3 separate regions of the Homo sapiens genome follow, and regions 2 and 3 are each linked to region 1. The links are chromatin contacts, found by Hi-C or POLR2A ChIA-PET in ENCODE. All regions are on one chromosome and are shown on one strand. The core of a region is the stretch at or near the end of the contact, and the rest is flanking DNA. Distances in the headings are between cores, read along the strand shown. Region 1 holds the start of P2RX5 (purinergic receptor P2X 5). Region 2 holds the start of TRPV1 (transient receptor potential cation channel subfamily V member 1). Region 3 overlaps ITGAE (integrin subunit alpha E).

Region 1 (4,754 bases), core at 1,690-4,189:
TGTGTGTGTGTGTGTGTGTGTGTGTGTGTGTGTGTGTGTGTCTGTCTATATATATAGACAAAGTTTTGCTATGTTGCCCAGGCTGGTCTTGAACTCCTGGGCTCAAGCGGTTCTGCTGCTTCAGCCTCCCAAAGTGCTGGGATTACAGGCATGAGCGCCTGTGCCCAACCTATTTTTTTTAATGCTGGTTGTCGCCCAGTAATTTGATGTCATGCCTCACCAGTGGGTCTGGATCTAGTCTCTGAAGCTGTGCAGTAAGGGACCCCGTAAGGATGGGCCTGGTCCTGTCCCCGAGAGCCCTGTCCCCTCTAGATGCCCCTCATGTGGTCTCTAAAGCTTCAGGACAGTTCCGTCAGAAGTTGCAGCCTGGTCTTGGCTGTGCCGTGGGGAGTTCAGGAGGGGCTGCCTGTACTGGAGGGGAAGTCAGAGCAGAGCCCTTCTCTAAAGCCACAGTGGCAGTTAAGACAGGACATGGAGGGCAAGTGCCTGGCAGTTCAGCCTCTCCAGTAGCACACAAAGGTTTGATGAATCAAGAACAGCAGAGTGCCTGGGACTGGGGCTAGTGGTAGGCTCTGCTCTGGGGCCTCACTTACTCACCCCTTCCCTAATCACCCCAGAAAAATGAAGGTCCTGGTCTCTAAAGACCCCTTCAAAGAACAAACAGGCCCTGGAACAAAACCTGGAACTCCCTTGGGGAGTGGAGAGACTCAATGTGGCACCATCTCTGTGACACTCATGTTGTCCTGTGCTGGGGTTGATGGGCAAGCTCTTCTCCAGGGCAGATGCAATTCAGGCGACTCCTGTGAGACTCTGAAAGTCCACCTCCCCTCTATACCTTACCCTGGAGCAGCACTGTCAGGGTGACGGGCATCTTCTTAGGGGTGATGTCACTCGGTGGCGGCTGCTTTAGTGAGCATTGGAGTGCTGTGTTAGCAGGGGGCTGAGGAGGAGGCTGGCAGGAGAGCCAAGATGACTTCAGCCCCTAAAATTCGCAGTCATGACTGGGGCAGGGTGGAATCGAAATGCCCTCCCTGTTGAAAAAAAAAAAAATCAGGGCCAGGTTTGTCCACTCATTCAATAATATGTCTAGAACTATTATGTGGCAGGCACAGGGACATACAGAGATGTCCAAAGGCATGGTCCCTGCTCTCCGGGAGCTTCTGGTCTTAGCATGGGACACAGTCACTAAGTCAACGAGATCCTACTGGATAGTGACAGGTGCTCTAAGGGAATAAGATGAGATAATGGGATAGAAAGTGGCTGGGCTGGGACTGGGGGCTACTTTGGGTGGGCAATAATAACAGGCCTTTTTGAAGAAATGGCAGTTGAGTTGAAATGGATGAAAAGATGCAAAGATCCACGCTTTCCCAAATGACAGTTTGAGAGCAAAATACAGGTTCCCAGCCCCATCTTAGATTTCGTGAATGAAAATTTGAGGGGCAGGGCCTAGGAATTTGCCTTTTTTTCTTCCACATGATTCCCATGCACTTTGAAACTGGACACCTTCCTTGGGGCTTTTACTTTAGAATCACACTGATGAATTTCAGGGTACCTTCCAGTTCCCCGAGTCTGTGGCTTAGGGAAGGGAGCCTCTTTGTGTGTGAAAGCCAGGGGTAGGGAGAGGAGCAGGACTGCTTGTGGTCAGACTGCAGGATGCAGAAAATAAGCGTGCGCAGCTCCTCACCACACCGCGCTCACCCAGGGCCCTGCGTCTTTGGCTGTCAGGAGTTCTAAACCTGCCCCCCCGGAGGCCCTCCCTCATCCCACTCCCACTCCTGTTGAATTCCACATACTGAGAGGGTTGCAGTCATAGCTGCATGGATCAGTTCTATTTCTTGTGCGTTGGGAACCATTCCAAACAGTTGGTACATGCGCACTCTCCAGGCATATTTTTAGGATCCTAGGGTGGGTTGCCTGTGTCTCCCCGCCCCCACCCCGTCTGCCCCCCACCCCCGCACCATCCGCCCTGAGTGTGGGAGGGAGGTCTTCATGCTGCCGGCACTCGGGACCTGCCTGACCACCGACTCCGCCGGAGTGTGGGCTTTTAAACCTGCAGCAGCTGCTGCAGTAGAAACGCGCATTAGTCGCAGCAGACACAGGCAGCCTCAGGTGGGACAAGTCTTGTCTCTTCCAGCCTGTGGGGGAGCCACGGCTTCCCCCCCACAACCACCCCCTGCCCACGGAGCAAGAATGTATCTCCCTGGCAGGAGACCTGGCGCGAGGTGAATGGAGAAACCTGTTGTGTCCCCTTCCTTCCTCCCCTGGCCTCAGTTCCCCATCTATTCAATAGGAAGAACCCTTTGGGATTTCTTTGCGAGAGAAAGGGGAGTTTTGCTTTAAACGGAGCTCTTCCCGGCCGTGCGCGGTGGCTCACGCCTGTAATCCCAGCACTTTGGGAGGCCGAGGTGGGCGGATCACCTGAGGTCAGGAGTTCAAGACCAGCCTGGCCAACATGGTGAAACCCCGTCTCTACTAAAAATACAAAAATTATCACGCCTGTAGTCCCAGCTACTTGGGAGGCTGAGGCAGGAGAATCGCTTGAACCCGGGAGGCGGAGGTAGCAGTGAGCTGAGATCGCACCACTGCACTCCAGCCTCGGCGACAGAGCGAGGCTCCGTCTCAAAAATAAATGAATAAATAAATTTAAAATAAAATAAAAAGGAGCCCTTCCCCCTTTCACTTCCTCTCCTCCGCGATCGCTGCTTTCAGCTGGGCAACAGCACAGGGCGGTCCTGCGCATCCGGGGGGCTGCGCTCCCAGACCGGTGGCTGGGGAGTAGGTTGCAGGGGTGTCACTGTGTCAGGGGAGGAGGAGGAGGAGGAGGAAGAAGAGGTAGCGGCAAGGTCGCGGTCTGAGGTTCCGGTGCTCGCCGCCGCCCAGCTCCCAGCCGAGGCTTTCTCAACCGCGTCAATAAAAGGCCGCCCCGACCCGCCCCCGCGCCCCGCAGCCCTGCCGGACACCCCGGGCTGCAGCTGAGCGGGCGCAGACGGGCCGAGGCGGGCGCCGGGCGCGCAGGGACCGAGGGACCGAGTGCTCCCCATGAGCGCACGTGGGCCGGGCGGTCCGCAAGCCCGGCTGAGAGCGCGCCATGGGGCAGGCGGGCTGCAAGGGGCTCTGCCTGTCGCTGTTCGACTACAAGACCGAGAAGTATGTCATCGCCAAGAACAAGAAGGTGGGCCTGCTGTACCGGCTGCTGCAGGCCTCCATCCTGGCGTACCTGGTCGTGTAAGTTCTCCGCGGACTTTTGGGAAGGCGGGGGAGGGGCAGGGCGGGTGCCAGCCGCCGCGTCCTTCTCCAGGGTCCTGGAATTCGCAGGCGTGCACGCGGTTTTCCCGGTAGCTGGGGGTCTGTGAGCCTGCTTGCTGTGGGGGTCCTCTTTGGGTCCTTGGGTGTAGGAGTAGGGTGTAGAGAGGGGGCTCTCCACTCCCCCACTGGCGCTAGAGGTGATGAGAGGTGGGCAGGGGCCTTCTGGTTTCCTCGATTTATCAGGCTTTCCCTGCAGCTGCTTCTCCCAGAGTCGGGTCCCCACGTGTTAGGGCCATGGGAAGGGGGCAGGGATGCCAGGGGGCTGGGTGGCAGCTGTCGCCCCAGGAGCCTCCCTGGGCCTTGGCCTGGCAGCTGACCCAGGCGCCGGCAGGTTATTTATAATCACAGGGTGTCACTGCCTACTCAGAGCTGGAGAAACTCATCAGCCCGGCATGTTCCTGAGCTCCCTTCCGGTCAACTTGCCCCACCCGCGGCCAGCCTCTCTGGTGTCCAGCTGGGGGTCCTGCCCAGAGGCCTCTATCTCTGCACCCAGCTCGGCCATCCCCTTCCCCCATCCTCATGCCACCTGGCAGGAGCTGGCGCCACAAAGCCAAAGAGGCAACTTGTGGAGGCTGCTCTGCCAGGCGCCTTCAGAGCCCTGACCCCGGGGTGGGTCGGGGGTGAGCAGGTGGAGGGGAGAAGCAGCGCTGGACAATGGGGATGCGCCTCATTCCACTCGTTCAGTAAATGCGGTGGAGTTCCTCCTGCTTCCTCCTGGGAGGGCAGCCCTGACGCCTGGCTCTCCCTCGGAGGTCCAGCAGTCCGCGTTCTCTGAGCTGCATCCCCAGGCCCCTGGCCGCCTCCCACCTGAGCGGCCTCGTAGGCGCTGTGCTGTTGCTCAGCCAGGCCTGCCCGTCCTCCTCCACTCCCTTAGCATCCACTCAGCCCCCAGATCTGGGCTTTCCAGTAACTCCCTCTCCCTTCCTCCCTGGCCTTCCCACAGTGTAATTATTGGGCTTATTTGGGGGATCATTTGCCTGATGTCGCTGTCAGTCCGGGAATGCCCTGAGGGTGGGGCCCCAGCAGCACTTAACTGCTTAGGGAATAGATGTGAAATGAACGCATGAATGAATAAATGGAGTTGCTTTTGCTTGAACAATAGAAATTTAATTCTCGCAGTCCTGGATGTGGAAATCTGAGACGAGGGTGGTAGCATGGTTCGGGGTCTCAGGGGGGGCTCTCTCCTTGGCTTGCAGATGGCCACCCTCTCGCTGTGTCCTCACATGGCAGGGAAAGCAGGACATATTTAACTAAGTACAAGTATGAAAATTAGGAAATTGGCGGCCGGGCGCTGTGGCTCATGCCTATAATCCCAGCCCTTTGGGAAGCCGAGGTGGGTGGATCACCTGAGGTCAGGAGTTCGAGACCAGCCTGGCCAACATGGAGAAACCCTGTTTCTACTAAAAATACACAACAATTAGCTGGGCATGATAGTGGCGCCTGTAATC
Region 2 (4,754 bases), core at 565-3,064, 87 kb after region 1:
TAGGGCTCATGGCAGCACTTAATGAGACCTCACCCTGATGTCTGGCTGGGGTCTGCACTGAGACAGCGGGCGGGGATCCAGGGCAGAGTGTAGCTAGCCTGGCTATAGCAGTCCCTGAGCCCAGAACCACCAGCTGCAGCGGGAGGAGAAGCAGCAAGTAGCGCTGTTCCCACCCTGTGGGAATTCTCTGCCATGTCAGCCTGCACTGAGGGGGACGCATGAGCTTACACAGATCTTCTCTGTCTCTGGCAGGCCTGGAGGTTGAAGAATCCACTGTGTATTCACGCATGATTCAGGCAGCTGTGCAGCAGAGAGATACCCACCTGACCATCACCCCGACAGTGCTGGGGGAGAGGCACCTGCCGGACCAGCTGGCCTCAGTGACCAGAATCTCCTCCTCCGACCTCTCCCTGGGGCACGTGACCCGGGCTCTGTGCCGAGGCATTGTTCAGAACCTGCACTCCATGCTTCCGATTCAGCAGCTCCAGGAGTGGGGCGTGGAGAGGGTGATGGGCAGTGGGAGTGCGCTGTCCAGGAATGACGTGCTGAAGCAGGAGGTGCAGAGGGCTTTCCCTTTGCCCATGTCCTTTGGGCAGGATGTGGATGCAGCTGTCGGGGCAGCTCTGGTCATGCTCCGGAGACACCTCAACCAGAAGGAATCTTAGACAGCAAACTCTTTCGCCAAACGACTGCTGTGAATTTTACCTGATTAACATTCCTGACACCATCTGTGGGTCATCCTTTCCCTGGACCGTTCAGTGGACAGCTTTCAAGCAGTGCTTGTTGTGAGGTCCCATCTCGGCCAAGAACTTACCTTCAGAACATACTCTAATAATGCAGCCAGGAGCCGTCAGCCAGATCCCAAATGAGTGCCTTCCGAAATTGACCCACCTGGGAGCTATTTACAAATGTCCATGTGGGAGAGAGAGAGCATGAGAGCACAGTAGCCCAGCCTGCTGGTCAGCAGGCTCATCTGTGGTTCACCTGTAGACAGAGAGCAGATCAATGTGTACTTCAGACACCAGAAAGTCTGGTGGCTTTGGTCCCAAGTGGGAAAAGAGAACTGCCCCATGCCCAGCTTGTGATTATCGTTTTTGGAGACCTGAAGCCCACACTCGGGTCGTATGGACTTCTGGAAAAGTTCTTGTCTCCTGGACTGAACCATGTGACCGGAGGCCCCTTTCCTAGTCTCATCCTCCCCTGGCTGCAGATGCTTAGCTGGGCCAGGGATTGACCCAAGCGCGATGCAGCAGGCAGGCTCAGAAGACGATGCGGGGCTGTGTGCCGGCCTTCTTGCTGCATGTACTCAGCCTCAGGAGAGCTTGCTGCACCCAGGCCGCCCAGGTCTTCACAGCACAACTGCCTGGAAGGCAGGTTGCGAGAAGGAGAGGCGGATGGCATGAGCAGCAAGGGGGACCGATGCTGTGCAGCTCACACCACTCCAGAACCTGACAAGGCACCAGCAGGACCCCTTGCCAGGAGCATGTCTGTGCAGCAGTGTTTTTGCCCCTGCACATTCCAGAAGCCCTCATGGGAAGGGATGCAGCCAGGCAGACTCCTGCCAGATGGGGCAGGTAGTTTATTCAAAGAGAACTCTGTATCCCATAGGCCCAGGCTCTCCTTTCGCTTGGCGTGGGCTTTGCTGGCCCAGTGTGTGCTCCTGGCTCAGCAGAAACATCCATTTGAGTTGGCATCCCTGTAGGGATCCCAGAGCGTTGTAAGCCTTCTTGTGATTGGTAGGGATGGCTGTGGGGTGGCTTCCAGGAGGGGGCCACCATTGCCGCATCTACTTCTAGACTCCCAAAGGAGCCCAGGCTCAGGCAGGCCTGGCCCAGAGTCACGCTGGCAACCACGAGTTTGGGAAGCAGTCGTATTCTCTCTCTCTCTCTCTCTCTCTCTCTCAGTATCCATGACAGGTATGAAACATATTGTCTCTTTATAAATGTCATTTTACAAATTATGTGATTATCTGGAAGCTCTAAGATGAGAGCAAATGCCTGATCACTCTGGCCAAATGTCAGATACTAAAGCCCATTCTTGGCCGGGCATGTTGGCTCCCGCCTGTAATCCCAGCACTTTGGGAAGCCCAAGTGGGTGAATCACCTGAGGTCAGGAGTTCAAGACCAGCCTGACCAACATGGGGATACCCCGTCTCTACTAAAAATACAAGCCGGGCGTGGTGGCGCATGCCTGTAATCCCAGCTACTCAGGAGGCTGAGGCAGGAAAATCACTTGAACTCGGGAGGCAGAGGTTGCAGTGAGCTGAGATCGCGCCATTGCACTCCAGCCTGGGTGACAGAGCAAGACTCTGTCTCATAAATAAATACAAAGCCCATTCTTCCAGAGTCTTGTGCCTTAAATAAAACACACCTCTCTGCTGTGGGAAGACTGTGCAATGGCACAGCCGCAGAGCTTGGTTTGGGAGGTTGAAGTGCTCTGGGGAGAATTCGTAGATCATCCTCAGAAAAGCCTTGCCCTGGTGTTCTACCAGAAAAACGTCTCCCAATCACCCAGGAAAGCTGTCCACAGTAGTCCCCCCTTATCCACGGTGTCACTTTCCATGGGTTCAGTTATCTGCGGTCAACCACGGTCTGACAATATTAAATGGAAAATTCTTCAAACAGTTCCCAAGTTTTCCCTTGTGCATTGTTCTGAGCAGTGTGATGGAGAGTCTCTGCCGTGCCATCTGGGATGCAAACCGTCCCTGTGTTCCCCACGTCCAGGCCGTAGATGCTCCCCGCCGGTCAGTCACTTAGTCGTCAGATCGCCCGTCCTGGTATCACAGTGCTTCTGTTCAGGTCAGTCTTTTTTTACTTCATTAGGGCCCCAAAGCACCAGAGTAGTGATGCTGGTAGTGATGCTGGCTGTTCGGATATGCCAAAGAGAAACCGTAAGGTGCTTCCTTTAAGTGAAAAGATGGGAAGAAAACAGTCATATGCTGAATCTTCTATCTGTGAAATTCTAAAGAAAAAGAAATTCGTGCTAGTTTTTTTTGCCTTTTTTTTTTTTTTTTTGAGACATAGTCTCACTGTGTCACCCAGGCTGGAGTACAGTGGTGCAATCTTGGCTCACTGCAACCTCTGCCTCCCGGGTTCAAGCGATTCTCTTGCCTCACCCTTCTGAGTAGCTGAGATTACAGGCTCCTGCCACCACGCCTGGCTAATTTAGTTTTAGTAGAGATGGAGTTTCATCATGTTGGCCAGGCTGGTCTCGAACTCCTGACCTCAGGTGATCCACTTACCTTGGCCTCCCAAAGTACTAGGATTGCAGGCGGGAGCCACTGACCCCAGCCTCATGCCAGTTTTGCTGTCACACCTCAAACTGCAAAAGTATGGTCACAGTGTGTGATAACTTTTATTAGAGTGTATTGTTAAAACCGTTCTACTTTGGCTGGGTGTGGGGGCTCACACCTGTAATCCCAGCACTTTGGGAGGCCGAGGCGGGTGGATCACCTGACATCAGGAGTTTGAAACCAACCTGGCCAACGTGGTGAAAACTCGTCTCTACTAGAAATACAAAAGTTAGCTGGGCATGATGGCACGCGCCTGTAATCCCAGCTACTTAGGAGGCTGAGGCAGGAGAATCGCTTGAGCTCTGGAAGCAGAGGTTGCAGTGAGCTGAGATCGCACCACTGCACTCTAGCCTGGGTGACAGAGCGAGACTCTGCCTCAAAAAAAAAAAAAAAATTGTTCTACTTTATTGTTGTTGTTAATCTCTTACTGTGCCTAATTTGTAAATTAAATTATATTACAGATATGTATGTGTAGAAAAAACATGGCATATGCAGGATCCAATACTAGCCTTGGTTTCAGGCATCTATGCAGGGTCTTGGGACATATCTCCTGTGGATGACAGGGGGCTACTGTATTTTTTTTTTCTTTTAGGCAGAGTCTCCCTCTGTCGCCCAGGCTGGAGTGCAGTGGTGCGATCTCAGCCCACTGCAACCTCCACCTCCCGGGTTCAAGCAATTCTTGTACCTCAGCCTCCCGAGTAGCTGAGATTACAGGCATGTGCTACCACACCTGGCTAATTTTTGTATTTTTAGTAGAGATGGGGTTTCACCATGTTGGCCTGGTCTTGAACTCCTGACCTCAGGTGATCCACCTGCCTCAGCCTCCCAAAGTGCTGGGATTACAGGCGTTAGCCACCATGCCTGGCCTGCTACTGTAATTTTTCTTTCAGCCAAATGAGTTTAAGATGCTGTCATTGCAGCCCTGAGGAAGGCTGCATGAGAGAGAAGAGTAGGCTGAGTTTACCAGCGTCCTTTGTCTTTTGGGAGGAGCCAGGCCGTCTAATCTCAGAGTGGCAGCCTGTCTCGCCTGCCCAGCATGCAGTGGATGGGGTCTGCAAATGTAAGGTTAGGAACGGGATGGACATCCAGCAAGCTCAGGCAGCCCAGCCTTGTGCCTGGTGTGGCCCCGGAACTCTCTGTCCTCTTTCCAGACTATGCATTCACTCTGCCTCTGAGGACTGAGCCTTGGAGGGTCCCAGTTTGTCAATAAACAGGGCTGCTCCTGCTGCTTCCGTTGCCTGAGGCCTGGAGCCTCCGTCTAGGTGGGGGATGAGTGCAGCTGCCTGAAGTCACAACCACGTGCACAACCCACCCTCCTTCCCAGGAGGTGCCAGTAAGTGGTTTGAGGCCGGCATGCTTCTGAAGAAGTGGTGAGCGGGGCTCCTTTGCTGGCCGTCAGTATCCCGATGCTATGAGCCCACGGCAGGGCTGCACCTTCCCCCCGATCCGCTTCGGCCAGTGG
Region 3 (4,754 bases), core at 1,341-3,840, 67 kb before region 1:
CTCATGATCCTTAATTTATTAACTCACATCTACGAAGTCCCTTTTGCCATAAAAGGCAACATATTCACAGGTTCTGGGGATTAGGACGTGGCCTTCTTTGGGGGGCCATTATTCTGCCTACGATAGCAGATGGAGAGGTGGGAATTTCAGCCGTTATAGGTGTATTGAAGCCATGGGCTTGGAAGGGATCACTAGGGAGAGTGTGCCGGCAAGGAAGACAGTGACCCAGCCCCCAGATCCTGGTGGCAGATAGAGGTCAGACCGCGAAGGCACCAGCGAAGCCTTGAGGAATGAGGAGAGAGTAGGCAGAAATCTAGAAAAAAGTGTTCGAAGGAGATGGTTACTCATGTTTGGGGCTTCTGAGAGGTTGAGGAAGATGAGGACAGAGAGCGGTCCGTTGGATGTGGCATTGTGGGGGCCCCTGGTGACCTTCACAGGAACTGACTCAGAGGGTGGGAAGTCAGCTTGGGGTGGGTTCAGTTGTGGGTGGGCGGATGGACGCACAGGTGCAGACTTTCTTATTATTCTGTAAGCCATGCCGATACGTGAATATATTTCATAATGTATTAAAATGTAGAGTGATAGGAGTTGAGGAAGTGGAGACGGTATCTCATTTCTGCCCCACCTTCCTGTGCTCTTTAGTCTGTCCCAACCCACTGTAGCCACATCATGACCTTTTTTTTTTTTTTTTTTTTTTGAGACAGAGTCTCGCTCTGTCACCCAGGCTGGAGTTCAGTGGCGTGATCTCGGCTCACTGCAACCTCTGCCTCCTGGGTTCACACCATTCTCCTGCCTCAGGCTCCCGAGTAGCTGGGACTACAGGCACCCGCCACCACGCCCGGCTAATTTTTTGTATTTTTAGTAGAGACGGGGTTTCACCATGTTAGCCAGGATGGTCTCGATCTCCTGACCTCGTGATCTGCCTGCCTCGGCCTCCCAAAGTGCTGGGATTACAGGCGTGAGCCACCGCGCCCGGCCTCATCATGAGCTTTTGAAAGCACAGCTAATCATGTGCTTCCCCTTTATAAAGTCCTCCATGACTTCTACTGCCCTCTGCAGAAAGACCTTGGACTTGGTTCACTGTTAACCACCAAGCCCCTCGTCCCCTCCCCACCATCCCCTATGACAACCCCCGGAGCTCACTGTCTGTCTCAGGACAGCCCAGTTCTCCTGGGTAACGTGGATGGTGAGAATGTTGAGGCTGTCCCTGGAATCTGCCGTCTCCCTGGACTGGGCCTGGGTGGGGGCAAGAAGTTTGCAGTCAGGAGGCGCAGCTCTTGAGGCTGCCTTAATCAGGCTGAGGCAGCCACCCCCAAACCTCCAGTTCTTTTATTTATTTATTTATTTATGAGACGAAGTCACACTCTGTCCCCCAGGCTGGAGTGCAGTGGCGTGATCTCCGCTCACTGCAACCTCTGCCTCCCAGGTTCAAGCAATTCTCCTGCCTCAGCCTCCTGAGTAGCTGGGACTACAGGCACACGCCACCATGCCCGGCTAATTTTTGTATTTTTAGTAGACACGGGGTTTCACCATATTGATCAGGCTGGTCTCAAAGTCCTGACCCCAGATGATCCACCTGCCTCAGCCTCCCAAAGTGCTGGGATTACAGGCGTGAGCCGCCGCGCCCGGCCTCCAAACCTCCAGTTCTGACTGACCCACAGGATAGGGGCACCAGCGTACTCTTCTCAGGAACTAAGGCCAGGCAGGGCAGGCCCCCTGGGTGGCCCACGAGGAAGCCAGCACTGCCCCCAACAGAACCAACCCCAACGCTGGTGGTTTTCTGGCCTCCCCATCCCTGTCCCCATAAGAGAGCAGAGTTTTTATTAACCATCAGTATCACCCCTTCTTTGTCAGGGTGGGCAGCAGGCAGAGAGGGGTTGCATTTAACCATTTCCTGCCTGGTGCTGTGTAGAAGCAGAGGTTGGGCAAATGTCTTCCCCATAATCCAGAGTCTGGGCTAGGAATCTGCCGGCCAGACAGGGAGCTTGTGAGTGCAGGCAACTGGAATGGGAAGGGTGCTGGGCAGGCAGGGAGAAGACGAGGAACATCAGCCAGCTCAGCTTTGCAACCTCCCCTCCCACTCAGGCTCCTGGTCACCAGCCCCAGAACCAAGAGGACACCAGGGCCCCTCCATCGATGTTCCCTTGTCCAGGATGAAATCCTTTGCCATCCTGTAGGTAAGTCAGCCCCAACTCCAGGGAATGCTCCCCAGGACCCCCTTTCTAGCAAAATCCCCCTCATCTAAACTCAAACCATTCCAACCCCAGCCCTGCCTCATCCAGCCCGTTCACCCCTAGACTCCAGCATAACCCACAGCAAGATTCCATCCCAATGCCCAGTCCCACCCCAACCCAATCCTAATCCCCAGCCACCTTTCCTGACACAGTCCTAGCAACAGAAATGATACCTACAGCGTATTGCGTGCCCACCCTGTGCCCGGCAGTCCTCTGAGTCATTCTGTTTTCATCCTCAAAACCGCGCCATTTATAAGAGAGGAAGCTACAGTTCAGAGAATGTAGGTCTTTTGGTTGCCAGTATGACAAAGTTCACACTTTTAGTGTTGGTGGCTGATTCGAAACTCTAGCCCTTCCTGATGCAAGTCATCACACCTCAGTGCAATTCACCCCCTACATATTCAGTCTAACTGTGGCCACCCTAGTAACTAGCATGGGGCCTGACATATATTAGGTACTCAATAAATGCCATTTGAATGAATGAATGAATGAATGAATGAATGAACCTGATTCACTCATTAAACTCTATCCATCCTACCCAGTCAAACTCAGGTCACAGATTTACTGACAACCTCTTGGCTATATATATATAAATAAATAGAATCCTTGTCTTGTCTGAGGCTGGGCGCCGTGGCTCACGCCTGTAATCTTAGCACACTGGGAGGCCAAGGCGGGTAGATCATTTGAGGTCCAGAGTTCGAGACCAGCCTGGCCAATATGATGAAACCCCATCTCTACCAAAAATACAAAAATCAGCCAGGCGTGGTGGTGCATGCCTACAATCCCAGCTATTTGGGAGGCTGAGGCAGAAGAATCGCTTGAACCCAGGAGGTGGAGGTTACAGTGAGCTGACATTGCACCACTGGACTCCAGCCTGGGCAACAGAGCAAGACTGTTTAAAAAAAAAAAATCCTGCCAGGCACGGTGGCTCATGCCTGTAATCCCAACACTTTGGGAGGCTGAGGTGGGCCGATCATGGGTCAGGAGATCGAGACCATCCTAGCTAACACGGTGAAATCCCGTCTCTACTAAAAATACAAAAAGAAATTAGCCAGGTGTGGTGACGGGCACACGTAGTCCCAGCTACTCAGGAGGCTGAGGCAGGAGAATGGCGTGAACCTGGGAGGCGGAGCTTGCAGTGAGCCGAGATTGCGCCACTGCACTCCAGCCTGGGCGACAGAGCAAGACTCTGTCTCAAAAAAAAAAAAAAAAAAAAAAAAAATCCTTGTCTGAGAGGCACTGAGTTGAACAGACTCAATCTCAGTCCAGCAGGGTTGACTGAGTGATTCCATGACTGAAAAATAAGACAGTATCCTGAGGCTGACAGTGGGGAGGACGAGGAAGGAGCTACCATTTCTGCCCCTGAGGCTGGGGGCAGTAAGATTCCCCAGGATGGGTCTGTGAGGCTGGGGGGTTCCTTGGTCCACACAGCCAGTCCCACGGTATCTTGCACATTCCTTGGCACTTACATACCCACCAGGCAGTGCTTCTCCACCCACCTGCCCGACCAAACCCACTGAGGAAAAGCAGCAGGCATCCGCTGTTGCTGGACGCCCATCACCACGCTCACAAGGCTGGGCACAGAGCAGACGTCAATGGGCACGTGTTGAAAGGGTCAGCAAATGAGCCCCGGGGATGGGCACTCGGCCCTGAACGTGTCCAGTCCTGACCTTGAAGGCCCCCGCTCTAGCTTTCTAGAGGCTTCTCTGAGTGGCCAACAGTTCCTCATGGGGGCCTGACCAAGGTGGCTCTGTGCCCTCTGACCTTGGCTTCGGGTCTCTGCCTCCCAGAGTCCCCTCCTCCTCCTCACCTGGGCTTAACTTTTTCAGAGCATGTCCCCATCCCCAAGGGGAGGCACCGGGGAGTGACCGTTGTCCGGAGCCACCACGGTGTTTTGGTGAGTGCAGGAGCGAGAGGAGGGAGGGCCTTAGGGAGGCTGGTGCTAGCCCTCGTGGTTGACCCTGGTGTTGAGACCAGTTCTGACTGCCATGCTGTTCCCGAGGCTGAGTCTAGCGTCTCCCTGGTGCCAACCCCAGGGCTGACTGTAGCTCTGACCACCCTGATACCAGGGCTGACCTAGGTATTCCCTGTGACCCAGCACACTCCTGCAGGTGTCGGCCTCGGCCTTGATGCCAACACTGACTCCTACACCCGGTGAGGGGTGGGCCAGCTCTTCCTGTGCCCCCTGCCTGGTTGAGCCACTGAGTTCTGGAATGGGGGTGAGAATGTGGCTGTGGCTCGGGAATCGGGAGGTGACCTGGTGTTTCCCCACCCTCTCTTCCCTCCCACAGATATGCATTCAAGTGCTGGTCCGGCGGCCTCACAGCCTCAGCTCAGAACTCACAGGCACCTGTAGCCTCCTGGGCCCTGACCTCCGTCCCCAGGCTCAGGCCAACTTCTTCGACCTTGGTAAGGATTGGACATTCACTGGCCTTGGATAGCTCTAAAGAGATCTCCTTGGTCTCCAAGAAAAGGCACCAGCTCACGGCAGATGCAGTGGGACGCAGGCCCACAGTGGAG

What was found. A loop is a pair of places that touch in the nucleus more often than their neighbours do. ChIA-PET counts read pairs that join two places held with the same protein, here RNA polymerase II (POLR2A). Pooled maps may share reads with other maps.
Region 2: a map of K562 shows a loop between it and region 1 (3-fold over the local background). The contact joins the promoter of TRPV1 here to the promoter of P2RX5 in region 1. A Hi-C loop is called at or near these places in 1 of 168 maps with a recorded cell type or tissue (K562) and 2 of 50 pooled maps. POLR2A ChIA-PET finds 5 or more read pairs at or near these places in 3 of 52 experiments (CD4-positive, alpha-beta T cell, CD8-positive, alpha-beta memory T cell and HEK293).
Region 3: a map of natural killer cell shows a loop between it and region 1 (3-fold over the local background). The contact joins the enhancer-like site here to the promoter of P2RX5 in region 1. A Hi-C loop is called at or near these places in 2 of 168 maps with a recorded cell type or tissue (endothelial cell of hepatic sinusoid and natural killer cell) and 9 of 50 pooled maps. POLR2A ChIA-PET finds 5 or more read pairs at or near these places in 5 of 52 experiments (activated B cell, activated CD4-positive, alpha-beta T cell, activated CD4-positive, alpha-beta memory T cell and 1 more).

The regions. Positions count from the first base shown.
Region 1 is chr17:3,694,340-3,699,093 of GRCh38, reverse strand. P2RX5 (purinergic receptor P2X 5) reads left to right here and starts at 2,939. Exons shown (of 12, transcript NM_002561.4): 1 at 2,939-3,225. The coding sequence starts at 3,089. It overlaps P2RX5-TAX1BP3 (P2RX5-TAX1BP3 readthrough (NMD candidate)), which reads left to right and starts at 2,690. Exons shown (of 15, transcript NR_037928.1): 1 at 2,690-3,225. RefSeq lists a silencer at 2,710-3,069 and enhancers at 3,190-3,239, 3,352-3,868.
Region 2 is chr17:3,606,471-3,611,224 of GRCh38, reverse strand. It overlaps TRPV1 (transient receptor potential cation channel subfamily V member 1), which reads left to right and starts at 1,814. Exons shown (of 17, transcript NM_080704.4): 1 at 1,814-1,916; 2 at 2,660-2,798. SHPK (sedoheptulokinase) reads left to right here. Exons shown (of 7, transcript NM_013276.4): 7 at 253-2,985. The coding sequence ends at 665. RefSeq lists an enhancer at 1,423-1,924.
Region 3 is chr17:3,761,292-3,766,045 of GRCh38, reverse strand. ITGAE (integrin subunit alpha E) reads left to right here. Exons shown (of 31, transcript NM_002208.5): 3 at 2,086-2,177; 4 at 4,064-4,131; 5 at 4,526-4,643. Among named protein-coding and RNA genes, the nearest start is that of ITGAE, 38 kb to the left of the region's middle. RefSeq lists an enhancer at 2,268-2,367. Within about 2 kb of position 2,590, at least 4 of the 41 ENCODE cell types and tissues checked have a DNase peak (open chromatin) inside an H3K27ac peak, as active enhancers do; they include natural killer cell, where a contact is called at or near this core.